2 separate regions of the Homo sapiens genome follow, and region 2 is linked to region 1. Evidence: read pairs that join two places in POLR2A ChIA-PET (ENCODE). Cell type or tissue: Panc1. All regions are shown on one strand.

Region 1 (4,000 bases):
TCTATCTGTTGAACGAGAGTGTTATTACACAGAGGACAAATTAAGGAAACATGAATAAAAATTATGATAACTAACTCACATTTATCGAGGACTTGGTAAGTCCTAGCCAAGATCCCAGATGCTCTCTGCACTCTCAACTCTATCAGTACTGACACTGGAGGACGCTATTATCATCCTTGTCTTACAGACAAGAAAACTGGGGCTCAGTGAAGTTGAGCACCGTGCTTAAGGTCACATTTTTAGAAAGTGGAGAAGCAGGAGGATACAGCCTCCTCCAAGACGGTCTACTGGAAAGCAGCAGTTCTCAACTGGGGGTGATTTTGCCTTCCAGGGGACATTTGGCAATGCTGGGAGGCATTGTTGGTTGTTGTGACTGGGGAGGGGTGGATGGTGGTGCTGCTGGCATCTAGTAGGTAGAAGCCAGGGTTGCTGCTGAACACCCTACAAAGCCCAGGACAGCCTGCACAACAAAGGATTATTCTGCCCCAGGTGTCAGCAGTGCTGAGGCTGAAAAACCACACTGTAGTGAGAAGGCAGGAAACACAAGTGGAAGCAGTTCACATTCCTACTTCCATCCCCACGTAGCTATGGCATGTTGCAGGCTTATATCCGGAGTAGTCCTTGCCTTTGGGATGTGAAAGCCGGGGCCAGTGAGAGAGGACATGCCAAGGAAAAGGCTGGCGTTCTACGTGCTTAGTGCTTACCAGAATCGGGGACTTCTTGACAATTTGTCTTGCCTTCTGTAGTGTAAATTTCCATGTCTCCTATAAAAACAAAGTTAGAGAACATTACAACTCATGTTTTATCTTTTCTTCCTACATCTTTTCTAAAATTAGGATATTTAAAGTCCATAAGTTTTCAATAAATGAACCACTCCATAAATTTGTAATAAAATAATTCACAAGAAGGCAATTTCACATTAATAGCTCTTTTTATTTTGGGCTTTGCTTTGTGTCAGATGCAGTGCTAAGCACTTTGGAAACATTATCTTATTTACTCTTCAAACAGCCCTGTGAGATACGACCATTTCATAGACGAGGAAACCGAGATGCAGAAAAGCTAAGAGATCTCATAGGGTCTGGCAGAGAGGCAATCTGAACCTCTGCTTCCTGACCCTTCTGCTACGCTGATCTCCATAAGCAACTTATCCTGGTGTCTAAAACCCCCCAGCAGGAGGCTGTCAACAGCCTACTTGAGTGCCTTGTGCTTTGGCAGTGAAGAATGGCTGATTGTTGCTGTGCAAGCTAACACCTCATCTCTCAGTCACCTCCTCTTCCCCTGGTTGGAGATCTCCTGTCCTCTTTCAACCATTTTGAGAGCATCTAAGTGCATCTTCCAAGGGTACACACATTGCGAATATAAAGAGTTAGCTCATTACTACCAGTAATGATTGCTGTGAAACTCCAAAGAACACTGTGTTTGTCTATTTGTGGAGGGGTGGGAGAAGAGTAACCCTGGGCTGGGTGGGGAGGAGGAGGGTTTTCTCTCATCACTACTTCCCAGAGCTTTCAAACCCAACTGAATGTGCATGTCCTGGCCCTGCCAAATCCCTCCTGGGCCTGCTACCTGTACAGCCCTGAAGTAATCTGCTCAACAATTGGAAAGCTCTGTCTGCTGGCTGCTAAGAGTGCGTGTTGATGACTCAAGAGGAAAAGATGCTCTTCAGGTGGGTTTGGTTGCCAGGATGCCCTGCTACGGTGTATGTTTCTTAAAATATTGAAAGACTACTGTGCCAGTTGGTGAACAGCTGTGTCCCTAAGCCCCTGAGAGTCCTCCACTCTTGCTCTGACCACCCAGCCTCTTCCTTGGACTCTCCCAGGCCTCCTTGTGATCCGTCAACTATGGGGCCACTGTGATAGTCCCACCCAGTGGGCATCTGCAGGCTGTGCTCCAACTGCACCCAGTATCCATTCTGATTAGTTGGCAGTAGGCCAAAAGAGCTGATCCCAATCTTCACTTTTAAAACATGACATCTTTAATACAAAAGCTGCTTAGAGAATGACCCCATTCAAAAACTGACCTCATTAAATGCACTTTTGGCCTTTTCTGGAAATTCTAGCAAACCCTAAAATTCTCCTATTGTATAAATTAAGATTCTCTGGCATAGTCAGTGTAACAGACACCAGATTTTCATGCAAACTATTCTTATGGTGACTTTGTGGCTACTTTTATCAGCAAAGAGCTCATTCCCCACATTTTAAAATGTGAAGGTGGTAGTCCTCTGCCTCAATCATGTGCCCCTGCTTCTCTGTCTCAGAAATAGTCCTTTGCATTCTCAGGCCCAGTTTAAAATCTTCAGAGCCTCGCACAGTCCTTGAGGCATAGTAGGTGCTCAGTAAACATGGAAATAAAAGCAAAAGAAAATAGTTACGATATTATGTTAAACGAGGAAAATAGGCTACCAGATTTTATGCACATAGGAAAAAACCTTGCAAAGGAATATGTTATAATAATGATGGGTGATAACTTTTTCCTTTTTGCCTTTTTCTGGTTTTCTAAATTTTAAACAATGAATACCAATTCAGTAATAAATGCTTTCAAAAAAGAGCTCAATCCATGTTGTCTTGTTTCTTGTTGAAGAAAATGATGTGCTCCGTGCACTGATATGCAAGTGAAGGCCCTGGGGATCTGGTGGTGAACCCCACGGTGAATGACATAGACATCCCTTCCCTCCCAGAGCTTTCTCCCTGGCAAGGGGACTGACCTCGAGCAAGTACAGTAAACAGAAATAAGATGAAGCAGAGAGAGGGCTGAATCCCTTTGAGAGAACCAATCTCATTTTAACCAAGCTCGGTTCTCTGGGGCTCAATGTTTGTTGGGAGGTAATGACAAGCTATGAAAACAGGATGTGGCAAGTGCTGCAGCAGAGGCTGTGCTGAGGCGGGATGGGTGGCTTGTGTGTCCTCCCGGGAGGTCTAGGGTGGGTTCATCTGGATGTGGCTGGGTTTCCGATATTGGTGCACATGGGGGTGGCAGCAGGAAGCCAGGGCCGGGGCTGCAGGGAAATGCACCAGCTTTTGCCAAGGAGGGGGAGTCGAAGCGTCCAAGAGTGGGAACAGAGTCCTGATCCCAGATGGACATCCAGACTCACCCATTTACTCAGCACCCACTTCCAAATTCCAGTCACAATAACTGCTAGGAAAATCTGGGTTTCTGCTGGAAATTGGGGATGGGTAGGACCCACAAACTAGAAAATTAGAAGCATTTCTGCAAGATGCAGTTTGGGTAACATCAAATTGAAGCAAAGAGGGAGCAGTCAGGCCTTTAGCACTCTCAAAGGTGAAGGCTACATGGGGAGTGAGGGAAGGGACCCTAGGGTAGAATCCCACCAGCACCCTTGAGGCCGGGGCAACAGGGGCTTAGCCAGCACAGACAGAGTGGCTGTGTGTAGGGTGCAAGTTTAGGTGTAACAAAGATGTGGAGGCGTGCCCTTGGACCCAGGGTTGTCTGCAGCCTTTGTCTCGGCGGCACTCACCACTGCCCCTTGGCAGAGGCTGTCCCCATGTTTAGGGATGGCAATCTGGTGGTGATGGTGACAGAGTTGTCCTGCAGCTGCCTTTGCAGGTACTCTACCTAAGATTCAGAAAATGGCAATTGACTCTACCCAACAATAAAGTGAATAGTGGAGGGAAGCTCCAGAAGCCACCACTGGCTCCAACCCTGGGCATCACCCAAGGCTAGAGAAGGACCCCAGCCTGGCCGACTTGAAGCCGCTGCAATGAGGTAGAAAAGAGCCTGCAGGAAGCTCATGGCCTTGAGTAGGTGGGGAAAGGTGAGTAAGTCAGAGATTCCAGGCTCGGAATAGCTGTGCACAGGAGCCGAGGGGGCACAGGTGCAAAGGACAATGGTTTACATCACCCTCAGGGGTTGAGAAAGCTTCTTAGGGGACCTGCAGCTTGAGCTAAGCTCCTACTCAAATCCCTCTTCACCCCTAGAAAGTATACATCCTCCCTACTTTACAGCGCAGTCCACCCAGAGGTCAAGCACCTCACGTGATCAC
Region 2 (4,000 bases), 60 kb after region 1:
CAAATAATTTTCCTACTTCTATTGGGCTGACAATGTAATTGTGGCCTCTATTATACTAATTTGGTGCATTCCATTAATTGCTTTTCAGATGTTAAATAAGCATGCATTTTTAGGATAGACTCTACTTGGTCATGGTATATTATTCATGTTACATGTTGCTGGATTCAGTTTGTCAATATTTTGTTAAGGGTTTTTGCATCTGTTTATAAAAGTCTGTTATTTTCTTTCCTTGTGATGTCTCTGTCTGGATTTACATGACAGAAAAACATAAAATAAAGTGAAATGTGTTTCTTCCTCCTCTATTTTATGAAAGAAATTGTGTTGGATTGGCATTATTTCTACTTTAAGTACCTTACAGAGTTTACTAGTGAAGCCATCTAGGCTTGGGATTTTCTGTACCTGGTTGAACAGTGCCCTAAAATTCATGCCCTTCCTGGGACTTCAGAATGTGCTTTATATAAAATAGGGTTCTTGTAGATGTATTAGTTAAGGTGAAGTAATACTAGGATAGAGTGGTCCTTAATCCAAAATGACCAGTGTTCTTCTAAGAAGAGAGAACCACACTCAGAGAAGAGAATGCCACGTGAAGACAAACACACAGAGGGAAAATGGCCAGGGGATGATGTGGGTAGGACTGGAGTTACACAGCTGTAAGACAAGGAATGTGAAGGATTGCTGGCAACCACCAGAGGCTAGGAGAAAGAGGTGGACACCTAAGTGCAGACTTCCAGCTTTCAGAATTGTAAGAGGATAAGGTCTTGTAATTTTCAGCCACCTAATTTATGGTAATGTTTTTATAGCATCCCTAGGAAACGAATACAATTTCTAATTATGAATTCCATTTCTTTACTTGGTATAGGTCTATTCACATTTTCTATTTTTTCTTAAATCATGTCTCCTTTCAGAATTTGTGTATTTTATCTAAACTCTCCCTCTACCTTCTTGGCACAAAATTGTTTACGATCTTTCCTTATGATCCTTTTAATTTCCTTTGGGTCTACAGTGATGTCCCGTCTTGTTTTATTCTTGATTTTGATGGTAGCTTTATGTCTTCTTTTTAAATGATCTAGCTAAAGGTTTATCAATTTTATTGATCATTTCAAAAGGACTATATTTTGGTTTCATCGATTCTCTCTATTGCATTCCTGTTTTTTATTTTACCATTTTCTGCTCTGATCTTTATTATTTCCTTTCTTCTACTCATTTTGGCTTTGGATTCTTCATTTTCTGGCTTCTTGAGGTGGAAACATATTATTAATTTTAGATTTTTCTTTTTAATATGTGTTTAAAGTTATAAATTTTTCCATAAGCACTGCTTTAGCTGCATTCAATAGATTTTAATATATTATGTTTTCATTTTCACTTAGACCAAACTATTTTCTAATTTTCAAATAATTTTACTATTTTTTATTGATACATAATAGATATACATATTTTCAGGGCACCTGTGATTATTAATACAATCATATAATGTTTAAAGATAAATCAGTGTAATTGGGATATCTATCATCTTAAAAATTTGTCATTTATTTGTGCTAGAAACATTTGAATCATTCTCTTCTAACTATTTTGAAATGCACAATAGGTTATTGTAAACTCTAGTCACTCTACTAATCTATTGAACAGTGGGTATTATTTCTTCTATCTAGGTATGCATTTGTACCCATTAATCAACCTCTCCTCATTCTCCCCTCCCCCTATTCTTCCTGGCCTCTGCTAACCACTACTACTCTATCTTTATGAGATCCATTTTTTTTTATCCCACATGTATGAGTGAGAATATGCAATAATTGTCTTTTTGTGCTTGGCTTATTTTACTTAATATAGGAACCTCCAGTTACATCCTTGTTGCTGCAAATGACAGGCTTTCATTCTTTATTGCGGTGGAATAATATTCCATTGTGTATCGTACCATATTTTCTTTATGTGTTCATCCATTGATGGGCACTGAGGTTGAGTTCATATTTTGGCTATTGTAAATGGTGCTGCAGTAAACATGGGAGTTCAGATACTGCTTCAATATATTGATTTTCTTTCTTTCCAATATAAATACAGCAGTGGAATTGATGGATCGTATGGTAGTTCTATTTTCAGTTTTTTGAGGAACTTCCCTACTGTTTTCCACAGTGGCTGAACTAATTTACATTCCCACCAACAAGGATTCCCCTTTCTCCACATCCTTGCTAGCATGCATTCCTCCCTGTCTTTTTAACTGGGGGTGAGATCATGTCTCATTGTAGTTTTGATTTGCATTTCTCTAATGATTAGTGATGTTGAGAATGTTTTTCATCTACTTGTTGTCCATGTATATGTCTTTTTTGAGAAATATCTAGTCAAACCATTTGCCCATTTTTAAATTGGATTATTTGTTTTTTTTTTTTTTTTGCTATTGAGCTATTTGAGCTTCTTATATATTCTTGTTATTAATCTCTTGTTAGATGGATAATTTGCAAATATTTTCTCCCATTCTGTGGGTTATGGCCTCACTTTGTTTATTGTTTCTTTGCTGTGCAGAAAGCTTTTAGCTTGATGTAATCTCATTTGTCTAATTTTCTTTTTGTTGCCTGTGCTTTTGAAGTCTTACACACAAAAATTCTTTGCTCAGACTAATGTCCTGGAGTTCTCCCCCAATGTTTTCTTCTAGTAGTTTTGTAGTTTCATGTCTTAGATTTAAGTTTTTAATCCATTTTGATTTGATTTTTGTGTATGGTAAGAGACAAGGGTCTAGTCTCATTCTTATGCACGTGGCTATCCAGTTTTCTCGTAACACATATTGAAGAGACTGTTCTTTCCCGGTTGTATGTTCCCGGTGTCTTTGTCAAAAAATGGAATTGGCTGTAAATGCATGGATTTATATTTATTTTGTAATTTTCCTTTGATTTCTTCTTTTTCTCATTTTTATCTTTCTTTTAAAAAACATTTGTATACATATAAGGGGTATAAGTGCAGTTTTATTACATGGATATATTGTGTAGTGGTAAAGTCTGGGCTTTTCGTGTAACCATCACCCAAATATTGTACATTGTACCCATTAAGTAATTTCTCTTTCCTCACTCCTTTCCCTTCCTTCACTTCATCAGTCATAATTATTCCACACTCTATGTTCATGTGTATACAGTATTTAGCTCCTGCTTATATGTGAGAATGTCTAATATCTGACTTTGTGTTTCTGAGTTGTTTCACTTAAGATAATGGCCTCCAGTTCCATCCATGTTGTTGCAAAAGACATGATTTCATTCTTTTTTATGGCTGAATAGTATTTTGTTGTATATTTATACACATATATACACACCATACTTTATCCAATGATCCATTGATGGACACTTAATTAATTCCATATATTTGCTATTGTGAATAGTGCTGCAATAAACAGAAACATATGAGCAGGTGTATTCTGATACAATGATTTCTTTTCCTTTGGGTAGATGCCCAGTAGTGGGATTGATGGTTTGAAAAGTAGTTCTATTTTTAGTTTTTTGAGAAATCTTCACTGTGTTTTCCACAGAGGTTGTACTAATTTGCATTCCCACCAACAGTGTATAAGCCTTCCCTTTTTTCTACATCCTTTCAACATCTGTTATGTTTTGACTTTTTAACAATAGCCATTCTAACTAGCATAAGATGATATCTCATTGTGGTTTTAATTTGCATTTCTCTGAAGATTAGTGATGTTGAACATTGTTTAATATGCTTGTTGGCCATTTGTATGTCTTATTTTGAAAAATGTCTATTCATGTCCTTTGCCCACTTTTTAATGGAGTTATTTAGGGCTATTTTGTTGAATTGTCAGAGTCTTTTTAAAAATTTTTTTAAGGAGGTGTGTTGTATTACTTCCACCTATTGTGGTATTTCCAAACTTTTTTCTATTGTTGATTTCTAATTTAATTTGAGAAATATTTATGTGATTTCAATTTTTAAAAATGAATTGATAATTACTTTATTGCATAACACATGGTCAATCCTGGAGAATGGTCCATGAATACTTTGTTGTCATTGAATG

What was found. ChIA-PET counts read pairs that join two places held together with the same protein. Peaks named below come from ENCODE experiments on the same cell type or tissue, not always from the same donor. Only the 100,000 strongest peaks of a DNase experiment are listed, where the experiment ranks them.
Region 2: POLR2A ChIA-PET joins it to region 1 with 8 read pairs; 2 of 35 experiments call an interaction of 5 or more read pairs at or near these places.

The regions. Positions count from the first base shown.
Region 1 is chr7:36,637,147-36,641,146 of GRCh38, forward strand. It overlaps AOAH (acyloxyacyl hydrolase), which reads right to left. Exons shown (of 21, transcript NM_001637.4): 5 at 705-764. Among named protein-coding and RNA genes, the nearest start is that of AOAH-IT1, 39 kb to the left of the region's middle. In Panc1, no CTCF peak of the experiment used is centred here; no DNase peak of the experiment used is centred here; H3K27ac peaks cover 225 bases.
Region 2 is chr7:36,697,269-36,701,268 of GRCh38, forward strand. All of the region lies in intron 1 of AOAH (acyloxyacyl hydrolase), which reads right to left. Among named protein-coding and RNA genes, the nearest start is that of AOAH, 25 kb to the right of the region's middle. In Panc1, no CTCF peak of the experiment used is centred here; no DNase peak of the experiment used is centred here.